Linked DNA regions of Homo sapiens: region 2 is linked to region 1. Evidence: read pairs that join two places in POLR2A ChIA-PET (ENCODE). Cell type or tissue: B cell. All regions are shown on one strand. Links, peaks and the distances in the headings refer to the core of each region. The heading gives the core; the rest is flanking DNA. Region 1 overlaps SDCCAG8 (SHH signaling and ciliogenesis regulator SDCCAG8). Region 2 overlaps AKT3 (AKT serine/threonine kinase 3).

The links. Peaks named below come from ENCODE experiments on the same cell type or tissue, not always from the same donor. Only the 100,000 strongest peaks of a DNase experiment are listed, where the experiment ranks them.
Region 2: POLR2A ChIA-PET joins it to region 1 with 11 read pairs; 2 of 35 experiments call an interaction of 5 or more read pairs at or near these places.

What each region holds. Positions count from the first base shown.
Region 1 is chr1:243,481,845-243,490,896 of GRCh38, forward strand. It overlaps SDCCAG8 (SHH signaling and ciliogenesis regulator SDCCAG8), which reads left to right. Exons shown (of 18, transcript NM_006642.5): 17 at 7,170-7,296. It also overlaps a transcript of AKT3 not described here. Among named protein-coding and RNA genes, the nearest start is that of MIR4677, 140 kb to the left of the region's middle. RefSeq lists enhancers at 309-924, 2,247-2,805, 7,995-8,518, 8,519-9,042. In B cell, for the core only: no CTCF peak of the experiment used is centred there; a DNase peak (open chromatin) is centred at 1,415; H3K4me3 peaks cover 1,506 bases; H3K27ac peaks cover 437 bases; H3K27me3 peaks cover 965 bases.
Region 2 is chr1:243,634,523-243,643,574 of GRCh38, forward strand. AKT3 (AKT serine/threonine kinase 3) reads right to left here. Exons shown (of 14, transcript NM_005465.7): 6 at 3,089-3,220. Among named protein-coding and RNA genes, the nearest start is that of AKT3-IT1, 160 kb to the right of the region's middle. In B cell, for the core only: no CTCF peak of the experiment used is centred there; a DNase peak (open chromatin) is centred at 3,879.

The DNA.
Region 1 (9,052 bases), core at 294-8,293:
TAGCTCCCAGGGGGAATTGTCCAGTGAAGCAAAAAACTCTCATTGAAAAACATACACGCATAAGGATATAGGCCCCCTCTGGGGAAGGAAGGGGCTGGCCTGGAGAAGAAATCCATTGGTAGTGGCCCTGTGGAGCTGGTGCTAGGTTCACAAGTGTTCATTTGGTTATTATACCTCATGACTTATGTATACATTGCATATATTTTGTATGTATCACATACAACATAAAAAAATTTAAATCTATGTATTCACTTGCTTTCACAGTATTCATAGCAAATGAGTGTCTGAAGCATAGGACCAGAGCTGGCAGCTTGCACCGCTTCTGTTTTGCATAAGATATTTTCCCCAGCCCACTCAGCTCTATAAAGTTGTTTTGTATTTCACCACTTGCTCCATCTTATCTTGAAGCCTTGCATATTTTTTTAAATGCTGGTTCTGATCATGCTTGCAGGGTGTGGCTCAGAGGATCGCTGTTGGACCAATGGAGATCTGCCTGGGCCCAGCACTCTTATGAGTCCCCTGTGATTTCATCAGCATCTGCCTTTAGAAACCCGGGCGTGTTTGTTCCCATGGTAACTGCTGCCCCTGACACGCCTGAAATTCCTGGGATGCCCTTGCGTGGAAGGGGAGCCCGTGCTGCCCATTCTACCCCTGCATGGGGCAGCTGCTTTTCTCCCTCAGGGTCCCCAGTCCTACCCAGGCAGGGGTGGCAGTTGTTCATCTGCAGATCCTGAAGGACATGGACCCTGTGCCTGAGATTAGGACGGCCGCACCAGCCTGGGTGCAGGCTCCCTCAAGTGTCCTTCCTCATGGACCCGCGGACCCTACGCTGTGCTGTGAGGGCCGGGGAGCACAGGGGCTTCCTGGGAGGAGGACTGGCTTCCTGCCCCTGATGGGGCCTGGCCACAGCTCCCAGGGCTCCATGACAGCACAGTGAAGATAGCAACCACATCCTGGGGGCCCTGGATGCAATCCCTGCCTGTTGCAAAGATGAGATAAAGGCGCGGGAAAGAAGGGTCTGAATTAGGGGTTGAGCTCTGAAATCGGACGATTCTGTGTTTCCTGCCGCATGGAGGGCGTGTGTGGTTCGCAGGCTGTGGGGGGCTTCTTGCAGCGGGGGCTGCTGCCTAAACAGACTCCGCGGGCCCCATGATGGCAAACCCCCTCGCCCCGTTCATGACTTAATGCCTCCTAGAAGAAAAGGCTAAAAACAAGACACACAGAACAAGAAATTGCACTCTCTCAAAACGACAGTCGCCCTGAAACGGACGCTGGAAGAGGTTTCCAGGCCCGTGGCGACGGTGAGGGGGGTGAAGGTCGCAGGTGGAGGGCACGGGGCGGCGGCTGCGGAGCCCGGGGAGGAGGCGGCGGGCGCCCGGGTCTTCCTCGGAGCGCGCCCCCTGGGCTGGGCGGCGTGTCCCTGCCTCCCGCCGGCGCCCTCGTCCCCGCAGCAGCGTCCCCGCCGCCACCCCGCTGCCTCGTCGCCTTTCTCGCAAACAGCGGTGCCCTCTACGTGGGGGATCCTGGAGGCTGCTGAGCACGAGCGCCCTCCGCGACCCGCCCCTGCTCCCGCCTCCACTCTTGCCTCGGGGGGAGGGTCTCAGTCTTCTGCCTAAGGCGCCCTCCTCCCTTGGGAAGTCCGCCGTCCTCTGCCGTGAAGATTGCCCCTCTCTCCTCCAGTGCCTCCTCCCCAGCGGCTTCGGTGGCTCCCACCCTCCGCACCCCGTCTCGCGACCTCCCCGCCAGCCCAGCCCCTCACCAGAAGAGGCTTTCTCTTCCAGCCCCTGAAATCTGGCTTCTGCCCCAGCCAGGAGGCTCCGCAGGGCGCTCCGCCACCAGGTGGCATTTCCCACAAACCGGCCACTCCGCCCTGACCCCTCTCCTCCCTGGACCTCCGTCTCCCAGTTTTCCTCCCTCCAGGATCCCACTCTCAGTGTCTTGCCGGATTCCAGTCCACTGCCAGCCATTGAAGGCGGAGGTTCCTTAACCCCTATCCTGGGGCGAGCCCTTCCCTCTCACTGCAGAAGAGCTTCTCAGCTAGGGGGGTCGTGCGGGCCCGGAGAGCTGCATTTTTAACAAACTCCCCACACTGACAATCTTTGCCAACCCTTCCCAGGCAAATCTTGCCCCCACGTTCATGGTCTCGCCTCCCAGCAGGTTTGGCCCACCCAGCTAGAGCTCCAGCTCGGCCCTTCCTAAGCCCCAAGTTGCATAGCTGCCTGGTGGGTGCGTGTTCCACAGGTACCTCGGACTCGCCCTGACCCCAGAACGTCTCTTCTACGCCAGGCCGATCCCTCCTGCCATCCTCTGTCTGTTAAATGGCACTGCCATTGCCTGCAGGACGAAGTCCATATTTGCTGGTTTGGCTACAGAGTCCAGCGTCGCCTTCCTCTGAGCAGCCTGCAGCCTCTGGTGCAGCCACACTGCACAGCTTGCAGTTTCCAGACACGCATTGGCCTTTGCAGTGCGGCCCCGAAGTGGGAAGGCCCCGCCCCTGGCCCTGGCCAGAAAAGCACCCACTCATCCTTTCCCATCCCAGCTTGCCCGCTGAGTGACTTTGAATCAATGATTCATGTTGTCTGTGCCTCAGTTTCCTTAACCTTAAAGTGGCATAATAATTAGTTCCTGCCTCATGGAATTGTGAGTGCTAAATAAACAGTAAGTCTAGTGCCCGACATAAAAGTGCTCAGCATACGACGATCATGAGCCATGTCTAAGCAGGCGCAAGCCCTCCCAGGCTTCTCATCTGCAATATTGGCCATTTCTCTTCATGCCTCAGTGTCCTGTTTGAGTTGAGCATGTTTTTTTTACAAGTGAGTCTCTCCTCCATTGGCCGGGAACCGCCCGAGAGCCGGGAGCATTTGTCATTCTTGATGGACCCCCAGGTCTTAAATCAGTACTTGACCCTTAAGAGGTGTTGGCCGGGCGCGGTGGCTCACGCCTGTAATCCCAGCACTTTGGGAGGCCAAGGCGGGCAGATCACGAGGTCAGGAGTTAGAGACCAGCCTGGCCAACATCGTGAAACCCCATCTCTACTAAAAATACAAAAATTAGACAGGTGTGGTGGTGCGCGCCTATAGTCCCAGCTACCTGGGAGGCTGAGGCAGGAGAATTTCTTGAACCCAGGAGGCAGAGGTTGCAGTGAGCCAAGATTATGCCACTGCACTCCAGCCTGGGCAACAGAGCAAGACTCCATCTCAAAAAAAAAAAAAGAAGAAGAAGCAGAAGAAGAGAGGTGTTTAGCAAGGCTTGGTTCGTTTGGTGAATTAACTCAGTGAGTTAACCACCATTAACGATGGTTAAGGACACTTGGGCGCTGGCTCGATTTGACTCCGAGCTTTACCGATTACTTGTGTGACTTTGTGCAAGTTAATTAACATCTCAGCTTGTTTTCTCATCTGTGAAATGGGGATGATACTAGCATGTACCTCCTAGGACTATAGTGAACTTTTAATTAAGATAATTATTGAATTTAACAGGTAGTTTATTAATGAAATTTACATAGGTAATTGTGGCGCAGTGAGCCCAGGGGCTCAAGGTGTTAGCAGTCATCAACAGTGCTATTTGAAACTGTGGGTGGATGAAGAGGTGAACTCAACACCACAAATATGACAGAGCAGTAACCACCATGGAAAAGAAAAGAGAGCTTATGTGTCTAGGACACCCCAAGAAATCTCTTCTGAATGAATGATGGCAATGAAATAGCCATTAACAGAGGGTAGGCTGGTTTGTGCAGGGTTGGAGGCTTTTCCAAAAATAAATAACTTTCAAAAAATCTCAGCCAGGCGCGGTGGCTCATGCCTGTAATCCCAGCACTTTGGGAGGCTGAGGTGGGTGAATCATGAGGTCAGGAGTTCAAGACAAGCCTGGCCAAGATGGTGAAACCCTGTCTCTACGAAAAATATAAAAATTAGCTGGGCACGGTGGCAGGAGCCTATAATCCCAGCTACGGCAGGAGAATCGCTTGAACCCAGGAGGCGGAGGTTGCAGTGAGCTGACATAGCACCGCTGCACCCTAGCCTGGGCAACAAAGCAAGACTTCGTATCAAGAAAAAAAAAAAAATCAATCTCGGGCCGGGCGTGGTGGCTCACGCCTGTAATCCCAGCACTTTGGGAGGCTGAGGCGAGTGGATCACTTGAGGTCAGGAGTTTGAGACCAGCCTGACCAACATGGAGAAACCCCGTCTCTACTAAAAATACAAAATTAGCCGCCGTTGTGGCACATGCCTGTAATTCCAGCTACTCTACTCGGGAGGCTGAGACAGGAGAATTGTTTGAACCCGGAGGCGGAGGTTGCGGTGAGCCGAGATCGCACCATTGTACTCCAGCCTGGGCAACAAGAGCAAAACTCTGCCTCCAAAAAAAAAAAAAAAAAAAAAAAAAAAATCTCTTTTCCCAATATTTGTAATACTGGGAGTGTTCAAGTTGATTTAAAAATTGAGTCAATTGGAATCCATCCTCAGCTCTTAGCTGTGAAGGGAGAGCTGCCCCTTCTTAGGGATCTCACTTCTCACAGCAGGGGTGCTTCTGTGTGTGGACATCCTGGTCAGCTGGTCCCCTGCTGTCTTGTGGGGCTCACACCCAGGCACTTGATTCAGCGGGGTCTGGGTGGTGTCTCCTTCCTCCTTCCCACCCCAGTAATCGCTATAGCCTTCCCAGGCCCCCAGGTTGCAAAGCACTCTGGACTAAACCTCCTCCAGGTTCTGAGGGCTCCATAGGAGGAAGGTCTAGGCCAGAACCGGCCCCATCGCTGAAGGTGGAGCCAGGGTGGCCGGCCGTGACCGGTGTTTATGCTGTGAGAGCGGCTTTGGCCCTGCCCATTGCCCTGGATGGGCTGCCATCCCTTTTCAGGAGTTCAAAACCACATACTGAGCCCATCGGTCCAAAGGACCATCATCTCATTTGATCCAAGCACAGGGCAAGGGACCACATGGACAATGGCTGCTCGTGGCACCTTCTTGCCATGCAGCCATGTCATGGTGTCACTTGTCACGTTTCCTGGCACCTTCTTGCCATGCAGCAATGTCATGATGTCATTTGTCACGTTTCTGTTCCATTCTTTTCGAGCAAGCAGGAAGCCACGGGGCTACCTCAGTTGCTCTTAGCCAGTAGCTCTCTCCACAGGTAGGCCTTCATCGGAGGGGAAAAGCCACCTTAGGGTTCCAGAGCTCAAGGGCGAATGATGCTTTCCACCCACTAATTTAAATACGGAAGCATCAGATTGTCTGCTTCTCAAGGAAAAGAGCTGTTACCATCTCTGTCTCTTCAATGGGACCCACTCCTGGGCCCCACAGCAGGGCAGGTGCTCAGATGAATGGTGGCCGCCTGCCTGTGTCAGAGGGTCGGCCTAGGCAGGTTCCCCAGTCCGCTGGCCCGGGACGTCCTCCTCTCTCCCGGCCGCTCACTGTTCAGGACAGCCCGGGCCCCCCCCTGGGGCCTTGCAGGAGAGCTTCTGTGATCCACTGGGTGGCTTTGAGGGTAGCTCCCAGGAAAGGCTGCCTCAGCCCCAGCGTGATGGGGACGGGTAGGGGCCGATGAGGCTTCCCAGAGCAGCGATGGCCTTAGGTATTGCCAGAAGGAAACCTACTTTTCCTCCAAGATCAGAGGGAAGGATGAGGTGGGGTGTTGGAGCATCACCATATATATACATCACACACACAGGGAAACACTCCTACTTGGATGGAGGATCTTTGCTGTTCTGTTGAGGCCAGCCTGATCCTGGAGGCAGGGCAGGGCCTGGCTGTTGCCCAGGCTCCAAAGAGGCGCCAGGGCGTCCCTTAGTCCTTACACTTTCTCCAGAACCTGCGGGCAGCAGGAGGCCCTTGTCGGGACAGGCAAGGGGGGCGGTGGTGCGGAATTGTGGGCGTGGCAGTCGGAGGTGCCAAGCCCGGGGAGGCGGGGCTTCCTGGGAGCATGCGTAGTGCCGGCTCTGCCTGGGCGGGGTCCTAGGCTGCTGCTCCCGCCTCCCCCGGCACAGGTAGGGCGCCCCGCAGACCCGGACAACGCTGGGTGTGGCTGAAAACAGGGAGTCATGGTGCGTTCTGGGGAAGGGTCAGGGCTGGGGGCTCGGGCCCCTGGACCAAAGACTCTAGCCAAATCCATCGGAGGCTGAGCAGGGCGATGGGGCAGGGCCGGGGGAGCCGTGGGGAAATGGGAGGGTGTGGGCCGAGCAGCGCCGGAGGCAGGTACCGACCATCGCCGGGTTTCCCAGAGGGCAGTGGTACCTGTGCCCACATGTGCGGCCTTTTTTGTAAAGGAACCTATCCCAACCCGAAGGCCCAAACGTGTGGCCGTGTAAGTTTAGTTGTGCCCGGAGTCCCAGGAGAGCCCGGACTGAGGGCAGCCAGAGGCCGGTGTCCGCAGAACGGCCCACGAGGCCTTCGGCTCAGTAGCCTGGAGTTTGAAATGCACCTTGAGCTTTAATGGCCTTTTCCTTGTGAGAATTCGAGTTAACGTGCCTGCTGGTGCTTTTGATGGGTGAGGACGGTGAGGCAGGCCACACATCTCGCTTCTTTCCAGAACACTTCTGGGTAGTCGTTCAATTCCACATTTAATCCAAAGCCAACAGTTCCATGGGTGACTGTGCTGCTGGCTGTAGGAAGCCGACTGTGGACAGATGAGGATAATGGTCTGAGTGAATTAGCAAGTCTGGAGAGGAGCGCCCATCAGCAGAATGACAAATTTAGGATCTTTAAAGACATCTGGTCAGCGATGCCGGAGCTCGTGATTGACTGAGTGATTAATAATGGAAAACCCTTACTTCAGTGTTTCCACGGCCCTCACCCACTTCCCCAGCCGGGGCGGCCGTCTGCTCAGCCTGCCAGAGACCTTTCCAGCTGAACAATGGCGGCATTTAGGCCCCTCATCTTTGACCTCTGCTTGGGAGTTCAAAGCTTCCTTTTCCTTCTACTTACCCCACTTATCTGCGTGTTTTCTAATTGATAGTGTACTGAGATGGCTCCCAGTTCCCACGCACATTTGCTAGAATGTTACCTTCACACAGTGCGTACCAAGGACCTAGTGCCAGCCAGAGCCTGGCACCTCAGGGTCACCCTAGGCGTCCTGCTCATGGTTCCCTATCAGGGGCTTCCCTCAGATACACACAGCCCCTGGGCCTGTTGAAAGGCTGACGTTATCCCTCTTTAATTCTGCGGTGGATTTTTCTCCAGGCTAAGGCAGCTGGATAAGCACAGCCAGGCCACAGCCCAGCAGCTGGTGCAGCTCCTCAGCAAGCAGAACCAGCTTCTCCTGGAGAGGCAGAGCCTGTCGGAAGAGGTGGACCGGCTGCGGACCCAGGTACTGTGCAGAACGCGGCGCAGGTGGGAGTCCTTGGGCGGGCGTCTACAGGTGGATCTTTTATGCACCTCAACAGGCCGGCTTTCTCACGGATCACATCGGTTAGCAGTAAGCTGGGAGGGAGGTCCCGAAGACTGTGCTGGGCACAGTGCAGGACCCAGAGAAGCGGAGCCATGGGCCCGTCCTGGTGAGGGAGTTAAAGTCCGTGCAGGTGAACAGACCCCGGCCCGCGAATCAACGAACCACACCGAGTGCCAAGTTGCGCCGTGCAGGCTGCGGAGGGTGCGAGAGCAGGGAGAAGCGGGAGGACGGCCGTGGGCGGCAGAACAGGCTTTTTGGAGGATGGTGGCCTTGAGCTGCCTCTGAAGGTCGTGTATGGTTTGAATTGGTTGAGGAAAGAGGTGTTCCCAATTAGCAAAGTCGTCTTGAATGGAAGGCAGGCATCTCATCCTAAATTAGCTGACTGATTACTGGGCTAATATCTGGAGTGCTTGCAGAGCACCCGGCAGTGTTACACACAGAACATGCATTAATTCCCTTTACCCTTGAACAAGCAGGCGATGCTGACTTTATTGTCTTCATGGTTTAGATAGGGAAACTAAGGCCCAGACAAGCATTACAGCTGGCAAGTAGGGACACCGCAAACGGAGGCTAAGCCTGACTCCACAGCCCAGGCTTTCCCCATTCAGGTTAGATCCGGGGCCACCAGCAGGGAAAAGGGAGGAAGGAAAGTGTCCCGGTGAATTTGGAACACAGTATGAAACCTCGTTTGCTAAATCGCTTCTCTTCCTGTCAGAGAGGCTGTGCATTTTGCCCCGTCAAGCAGTTTGTTAGGATAATGAGGTGGTCCGTGGGCTGACCAAGGCCTCCGCCTTTAATTAGGATTGCACCCAGGTGCTCTGTGAGTGCCCTGGGGACTTCAGGCAGTAAGTGCTTGGAATGATTAATATGAAAAATGCATCTGGAAATGAAAACGAAGAGGAGTCTCATTCTCCTCACAAAATGACCCTGTGCTCAAGGAACCTGTAAGTACTGACTTTTCCCACTCGGTCCAAAATCCCTCTGCCAAACATGTGTTCACAGACAGTAAATGAGCACACCCAGGCGCCACGGAGCTAAGGCCTGGAGGTGGAAATGCCTCTACTGTCCCCATGCTTCTGAGACTGCTCCCAGGGACTGTGGGGGAGCGGGCCGCTCAAAGTCCGAGCCACAGCCGCACTGCCACAGCTAATCTAGGAGGCGAGGCCTCACCTGGCACGCTCCATGGCAGGGCCCTGGAACCTGAATTTTGCCAAGCTGTTGGGATGATTCTGGACGACACTACATTTTGAAAACCTCTGAAGTGTTTGGAGCTGGAAAGAACAGAGAATTATTCCAGGTTGTGTCACTGTGCTGAATCCCCTGCCCCCGCTTCGGACAAGTAACTTAAGCCTTTTTCCAGCCTCAGTTTCTCCTCTGCACAGTGGGCATGGTGCACGCCTGGCTTCACGGGCTACTGGGAGTGCTGAGTGCAGGCGGGATGCCCCACGGGCCCTTGGGCACACAGGCTGAGGACGTGTGAGGGTGTTTCCTTTCTCCCTCATCTTCAGAGGGTCCTGGGAGAGGTTCAGGGAAGGCAGAGGCCTGCAGAGCAGCAGCTGTGGGACCAGTGCCACTCCCCTCCCCTCTGCTTTCAGGATGACCCCCTCATCCTCCACCAGACCCAGCCCAGAACCCAGCCCTGTGGGCAGGTCCCCAGGGAGGGCCCCAGCAGCAC
Region 2 (9,052 bases), core at 696-8,695, 150 kb after region 1:
TCTCTCAAAATATCTTATTTTACTATACTCATCTATATTTAGGCTGTGGTTGATTGGGGGTAACTCAAACCATGAAAAGCAAAACTGCAGCTAAAGGGGGTACTGCCATAGTAACCAAAAGAGAAAAGGGGTGGCTATATTAATATCAGACAAAATAGACTTTAAATGAAAAGGCCAGAAAACACCAAAAAAAGATATTATTAATAAAAGTTAATACAGCAAGATATAACAATAATAAACACTTACATACCTAATAACAAGACCATCAAAATATATGAGGCAAAAATTGAAAGAACTGCAGAAAGCAATGACCATTTTACAATAATAGTTGGAGATTTCAATACCCTACACTCTCAATGATGAATACAACAACCAGAAAGAAAGAAGTAAGGCAACGGAAGACTTCGACAACTCAATAAAGCAACTAAATCTAAGACATATACACAAAATGCTCTATTAAATATACACAAAATACTCTACCTAACAACAGAATCTACAGTCTTTTCAAGTGCATAGGGGACGTTCTCCAGGATAGATCATATGTTGGATTACAAATAAAGTCTCAATAAACTTTAAAAGACAAATACAAAGTATCTTCTCCAACTACAACATGAAGTTAGAATATAAAGAAAACAAGAAAATTCCCAAATTTGTAGAAATTAAACAACAGACACAATCAATGACAAAGGAAATTAGAAATACTTTGAGATGAATGAAAACAAAAATACGACAGACTAAAATTTATGGGATGCCACAAAAACAGTGCTAAGGGAGAAATTTAAAGCCATAAATGCTTATACTAAATAAGAGAGATTGCAAATCAACAATCTAACTTTATAACTTAAGGAACTAGGAAAAAAATAAATTAACCCAAAGCAAGCAGTAGGAAAAAAAAATAAAGATTAAAGCAAAGACAGATAAAACAAAGAAAAGTCAACAAAGCCAAAAGTTGGTTCTTTGAAAAGATTAACAAAATTGATAAACCCTTAGCTTAACTAAGAATAAATGTATAAGGAATGAGGGAAATAGAAAATCACCATTAGAACACAACAGTAATAATTATTATGGGCAAAATCCACTGATATGGGTGTTAAAATTAGTACCTAAAAGTTTAAGAAAAAATAGGTTATTTATATAGTCCCAGAGTATTTCCTCTAAGATACTGATTACTTATGAATGGAAAAAATAGCAACTTTAAAGTGAAGAAACACAGTAGACACCACTGTAGTCAAGCAATCAAAATTAACATCACCAGTAAAAAGATATCAAAATCATTTCTTCCCTGATATGTTGCTCTGAGAAGGGCACAGCAGGAACCAAACCCCAGGTCTTGTCACACTCCAAATCTTCATAGTGTTAATCATCTTGCTATAAATGAGCATATTTTCTTTCAAGAAACGATAAATAGATTTGTTGGGAGAAAGCAGCAAGGCACTACTTCAATCAGAATAGTCTATCATTTGTGAAATATACGTAGTTCTGTACAGTTACTCAGAAAAGTGTAAGTAGTGAGATAAGACAGTGTCTAATAGGATATTCCCCAGTCTGATGAACAGAAATTAAATAATGGGATACAAGTGAGGCTAATATATAAAAGAAAAAACAGAATGGAATAGATATTTACTGATGCTTGATACACAGTAGGTAGTAATAATACACAGTAGGTAGTAATAATAGTAATAATAATTATAGCAAATATTTATAACAATAGCATATTTTAATTTCATTTGATTTGTAATTTAATTTGTTAAGTTTATTTAATACTGATGGCATGTACTATTATATTTATCTATTCATTTAACCCTGAAAATAACCATATGAGGCAGGTACTACTATTAGCCCCACTCTGTAGATAAGAAAATAAAGGCATAAAAAGTTGGATCACTTACTAAGCAGCAAAACCTACCTGACATTATACTACCTCCCAGAAAATATCAGCTTAATTAATAATAAGTGCCAGCTAGGATGCTAAATACCTTACATATCCCAATCCTCAAAATATTCCTGTCCAGAGGTTTTATTATACCAATTTAAATGAAAAAAACTAAGGCTCTGATTGGTTGCCCAACACACTGCAAGATATTGAGCACATTCGGCTTCTACCTGGTAACTGTCAGAAGTACCCCTCCTCCTCAGTTACTGTGATAAGCAAATATGTGCCCCCCATAAACATTTCCAAATGCCCCTAAGAGACCAGTACTTCCCCAAAGTACTGCTTTAAAAAGTACTGGTTGTTAAAGACTATTAGGTGAGTAGTGAACCTAGGTGTGTATGATTCCAAAGCCAATGTTCTTTCCAATAGGGGCATTGACTTGTAAAGGAGTTGAGGTCAAAACAAATGTACAAAGACAGGGAAACAAAGTTTCACAAAGTGTAAGGGGCAATACACTCCAGATGAGGAAACTATAGTAGCAAATAACTGGAAGTTGAAGTAGTCCATAAAGTATAACAGTAATTTATGTCATTTGTTGAATTAAGTAAGACTTAAAGCATGGACCAATTTGTAAAGTGTATCTCCTGAGGGAATTGGGATTTTGTTCAGAACTCTGAGTGAGAACTGACATCATTAACATGTTATTTATTTAAAAAGGTCTAAGCTGAATAAAGGTATGGGGGTGGGAAGTAAGTCTTCCTAAAATAATTTATTTTAATTTCACCATTCTAGTATTTTCAAATCTATTTAGGATGTTTTTCCATTCAATGTTATATAAGCTTTAGAATTTATGAGTAAAAATCATCTACACTAGTCAATCTTAATAAGAAATTCAGAACGATAGGAGAAATTATTAAAAAGCAATCCTAGTATAATTATGATATAGATCACAAAACATTCTCCCAAACATGCAAACATAAACATTTCTATTTCCTTAAGAGAATAGCTTTAGTATATAATATACAAATATTATGAATGTCTGAAAACTTTAAAAATTACAAATATTAATACACAAAAATTACTGTAGCAGTAGTCTACAACCATATTTTGGTTGTTTAATGGAATTTGCATACATTAGCATGTAAATTCATGAGCCCACAAACACATGCACACTGCAAACAAAAATTTAGTAATCAACTTTAATAAATCAGTTACCTTTGCAATAATGACTTCTTTCTTCAGAATCTTCATAGCATAGTATTTTCCACTTGCCTTCTCTCGAACCAAAATAACTTTCCCAAAAGTGCCTTTACCTAGTAGTTTCAAATAGTCAAAATCATTCATTGTCTGAAAAATACAAATTAAAAAATATAATATGAAGTATTTGATGCAATTTATTTGTTAGCATATATATATGTGTTTGCAATATCCACTCAAAACCAAATTTTACCAATTTATAAGCACATTTAAATGAAAAAGAATCAGACTGGCATTGGCTGTCTCATTAGCAACCATGGATGCTGAAAATAATTTAAGCAGTTCTCAGATGTTGGAGAAAATGATTTTGAACCTAGAATTCCTCAGCGAAATTATCAGTTGTGTAAAAGGGCAAAGGAGGAAAAAAATTATTTTCACTCATTTTTAAGGACTCAAGTTTTCAAGGATTTAGTAGTGCTGCTACCCCCAGAAAATGTGATAATCAAAAATGTTCCACACAAACATTTCCAAATATGCCTAAAAAAGCAGTGCTTTGGAAGGAGCTATCTGAGAATTTACTCTAGCAAAATAAAGATAAAATCCAAGAAAGAGAGAGATATAGGATATATTTATAAGAAATGTCGAGAACCTCGTATACTTCAGTTAAAATAAATCAAAGAAAGCAGTTGTTATTCCTGAGAGAGTACTTTATGCAATTCAGAACAGCAAGGAAGGGAGCTCTAAGAAGAATATCTTTAATTAATGTGCCTGTTTTCAGTTTCACTTCTCTTTCTTAAGTCAGGTAATCCTGAGGATTTTGCCAGTCACACGTGCCACTTGTTCTCTACAGTCCCCTCTATGTACTCTTTTCCTGCTCTGCTCTATCAACATTCTTCCAGAAACTTCCAAACTTTTGAAGGCATTTGTGCCCTAATGCCCCTCCCCGACCCAGCTTTTCATTTTTGTGGACTTGCCTCCTTTTGAAATTCCTTTACTTTCATATTAATAGGTTTTTGAAGAGAAGAGAAGGTAATTGTATATGATCAGTTTACATAAATTTAAACTCAGTTTAGAGGTTTATAAATATCAAATAAGTATTTGGGTTTTATCTTGAAATTACAAGTCACTGAAAATTTTAGTGCCTTTTATAACTTTTTTTTTCTGTTTATCATTTATCTAAAGTAAACGTGAGAAATATTTCAAATCAATTGTTTCAGTTTCCACCTTAACAAACTTAAAAAAAAAGCAAGTTAACCCAAAAGAGTTAGAAGAAAATGATACAGATCAGAGCAGAAATCAATTAAATTTTTAAAAGAAAGAAAAAGAGTAGAGAAAAAATCAGTGAAACCAAAAGCTAGTTCTAAAAGATCAATAAAAATTGATAAGCCTCTGGCCAGGTTGGTCAGAAAAATAGAGAAGACACAAATTACCAATATCAGGAATGACAGAGGTGGCATCACTACAGATTCTACAGATATTAAAAGAAACGTAAGAGACTATTATAAATGGCATTTTGACAATAAAATTGACACCTTTGATGAAATGAACAAATTGCTTGAAAGTCTCAAGCTTTGAAAGCTCTTTCTTTGAAAGAAACAGATAACTTGATAACCCCATATTTATTAAGAAAAATTGAGTCTGTGGTTAAATACCTTTCATCAAAGAAAACTCCAGGCCCAGATGGTTTCACTGGTGAATTCTACAGACATTTAAACAAGAAATGACACCAATTTTATACAAATTCTTTCTGAAAATTAAAATGAGGAATACTTCTCATTCATTCTGAGACAAGCATCATCCTGATACTGAGATAGGAGTTTGGCAGGTCTCCTTTCACAAGATGCAGGTCACAAAGACCCTGCTGGTAAAACAGGATACAGTAAAGAAGCCAGTCAAAACCCACCAAAACCAAGATGGTGATGAAAGTGACCTCCGGTTGTCCCCACTGCTCATTATACATTCATTATAATATATTATCATGCCAAAGGAACCTCCCATCAGTGCCATGACAGTTTACAAATGCCATGACATATCGGGAAGTTACCCTGTATGGTCTGAAAACGGGGGAAACTGTCAGTTCTGGGAATTCCCTGCCCCTTCACCAGAAAACTCAGGAGTAATCCACCCCTTGTTTAGCATATGATTAAAAAATAACCACAAAAATAGCCAACCAGTAGCCATCAGGGCTGCTCTGCCTATGGAGTAGCCACCCTTTCATTCTTTTACTTTCTTAATAAACTTGCTTTCACTTTATTCTGTTGTTTGCTCTTGAATTCCTTCTTGTGTGAAGCCAAGAACCCATGTGGTCTCCCAGGCTGAACCCCAATTTTTTGACAATACCAAAATGAGAGGAAAACAATGCAAGAAAACTACATCCCAATATCTCTCATGTATATTACATAAAAATTCTTAAAATTTTAGAAATGCCTACGTTCACTTTCAACATTTTTTGCTGCTCATATTTTTTATAATTTTCCCCAAATGTCAAATTAAAGTGTCTTACATTCAATAATATCTCTAGTTCAAAGATAAAGTAGCAAAGAGATAGCAGGGAAAATAATAAGATATATTAATTCAACTAAAAATCAAACATGTAGCTCTAAATATCAAATATAGTAAATCAGCTAGTGTCATTTGAACAAATAACAGGTAATATTAGATTTAATTGCATTAATAGAGCAGAAAAAATCAGGGAATACTACATAACAAGCTATTTGTGCTAGGTAGTCTGCAAAGATGGCTGCCACAAATTCCCATTTCTCCCTGTATGCACATTCCACTCTTCCCATGAAGGGGTGGAGTCAACTTTCTCTCTCCCCGGGCTAACCCTGTATCTTGCTTTGAACACAGAATATGATCAAACTGATACTATGCCAGTAACAGACAAAGCCTTTAAGCCTGGCAGTTTATGCGTTCTCTCTCTTGGAAAGCTCTAGAAAGCCAGCTCTAATGCTGTCAGTTAGTCCATATTATCCTGCTGGAGAGAGAGGCCATGTGGAGAGACCCTGGAAGATAAATTACCACTCCGAGAGAGAGACCAAGTGGAGGAGAACCAAGACACCATAGCCAACAGTCAGCACCAAGGCCCCAGACACATAAGGAAGGTTTTGTTGGATTTTCCAGCCCACCCATGTATAAGCTGTAGGCAGCTGATTGAGAGCCATGCATGCAAGACCAACAGAGTGGCCCAAACTACAAAATCATGAGATATTTACATGGCTATTGTTTTAAGACATTAAATTTGAGGTAGTTTGTTCCACAGCGTGAGGGTTAATACTGAGTGTCAATTTGATTGTATTGAAAGATGCAAAATATTGATCCTGGGTGTATCTGTGAGGGTGTTGCCAAAGGAGATTAATATTTGAGTCAGTGGGCTGGGAAAGGCATACCCACCCTTAAGCCGGGTGGGCACCATCTAATCAGCTGCCAGTGTGGCTAGAATATAAAGCAGGCAGAAAAACATGAAAAGGCTAGACTGGCTTAGCCTCCCAGCCTACGTCTTTCTGCTGTGCTGGAGGCTTCCTGCCCTCGAACATCAACTCCAAGTTCTTCAGCACTGGGACTCAAACTGGCTTCCTTGCTCCTCAGTTTGCAGATGGCCTATTGTGGAACCTTGTGATCGTGTGTTTAATACTCCTTAATAAACTCCATATATATGTGTGTGTGTATATATATATATATACACACACACACACACGCACACACACACACATACATATATACACACATATATATATATATATTATTAATTCTGTCCCTCTAGAGAACCCTAATACACATGGCAAGTAACTCAGAAACATTATTTTCATAACCAGGCCAGAGTGTCAATTTATTGCTCAAAGTTTCATTTGGACAGTATGTTCCTCATTTTTTTATTTAAAAGCACTAGAAAATAATACTTGCTGTGCCTTATTATTAAATATCATAGAAAATGAAATTGAATTATTGGGGGGTAAAAATTAGAAAACAATCTGTAAAATGCTTTATGACATTTTCAGTTGAAAACAATATTTAATTATAAAATATTACTATATTCCTTAAGAATTGCAATCCTTATTCTTGGCTGGGCGTGGTGGCTCACACCTGTAATCCCACAATTTGAAAGACCAAGGCAGGTGGATCACTTGAGTGCATGAGTTTGAGACCAGCCTGGGCAACATGGCAAAACCCTGTCTCTACAAAAAAATACAAAAATTAGCCAAGTGCAGTGGCAGGTGTCTGTAGTCCCAGCTACCTGGGAGGCTGAGTTGGGAGAATTACCTGAGCCTGTGAAGTTAAGGCTGCAGTGAGTCACGATTGTGCCACTGCACTCCAGCCTAAGTGATAGGAGTGAGACCTTGTCTCAAATGAAAATAAATAAATAAGTAAATAGTAAAATTGCAATTCTTAGGAACAATGAGGCTAAAAAAAAAGTATGACAGCCTTCACTGAACTTCACAGCTTGTCAGTTTGACTCTCAATCTTTAAAAAAAAGGGAATTTACATGGAAATTACTATTAGTTAAAAAGCACTGTATGTGATAAAATCAGAAACAGATTTCCCATCTATTTTGACAGAACTTCAGGAAATTAAAAAGGTATTTTTGCTATCAAATGCTCATGGTCAGAATGGTATACACAGTAATTGTGTAGTCTTTACAAATGAAATGTACACTATTACAAAATGTTTTGGTCTTCTGGATGATGTTATGGAAAAAGATACAGTAAGTCCTTTTTTTTGTTTGTTTGTTTGTTTTGAGACGGAGTCTCGCTCTGTCGCCCAGGCTAGAGTGCAGTGGCACGATCTCGGCTCACTGCAAGCTCTGCCTCCTGAGATCACGACATTCTCCTGCCTCAGCCTCCCGAGTAGCTGGGACTACAGGCGCCCGCCACCACGCCTGGTTAATTTTTTGTATTTTTAGTAGAGACGGGGTTTCACCGTGTTAGCCAGGATGGTCTCGATCTCCTGACCTTGTGATCCGCCCACCTTGGCCTCCCAAAGTGCTGGGATTACAGGCGTGAGCCACCACGCCCAGCCACAGTAAGTCTTTAATAAAAATATAGGAGTATGAATACTCTCCAGAAAAATAATCCTCCTCCAAAGCCTGATCTTAAGAATTTATTGGGGAAATACTTTACAGTTACACTCTTCCCTTTACATGTTTACGTGGCTGTTTTAGGTAAAGAGATACATGGGCATATATAACAAATGCTTAATAAATGTGTTCAAATCAGGCACACCAGAATATAAGACACTGTCTAGCCCACAAATTAGATTAAAAATAAACATATAATCAATGAGGAACATAAAGAACTTCCAAGAATACCACAGTATTAGCATATTTGGTCAAAAAAAGATAAATTCCAGATACATTTACAATGTAACAGCAAAACCAAGTAAGTAGAAAGAGGAAAAGAGCTCTGACGAAGTTCACTCCTTTGCCTCCATCTCTGCCCACTTCTCCTGGTGCTCTTTCTCACGGGAAGAGGTGGAGCTAATGTTATTAGTCAACTTCTACATTGGTTACGTCGCTTCTCCCTTTTAAATAAGCAGATTCATGCAGTGTGAGATCATGAGATTTCAGCAGGTCTGGCCATTGTTCTTTTTTTCCTTCTCTTTTTCTCTGGATACTGGCCACTGGTATGAGTTACTACAGCCAGGAATTAGGTGATACAATCCCAAGAACTGGAGTCAAACTTAGTGGGAAAGCAGGAGGCACTGCTTATACTTTAAACGTAAATCATGAGATTATAGCCAGTTGATCCCAGAGAAGCTTATGCTAGTCTGTTAAAAATTAAGCAGAATTTTGACTCTCACTTGGCTTTTTATCCTTTTATGCTATGCCCCTTCACATACTTGACAAGGCATACAAGAATGGTAGCTTGGCTGACCAAGATTAGGCACTTCTGGGTTCTCTAAGCAAATTCCTCTGAAACGCTATCTTTTAATTAAAACATAGAACCACATTTTCTTTTAATTCAAACAAAGAAGAGCACTTAAATC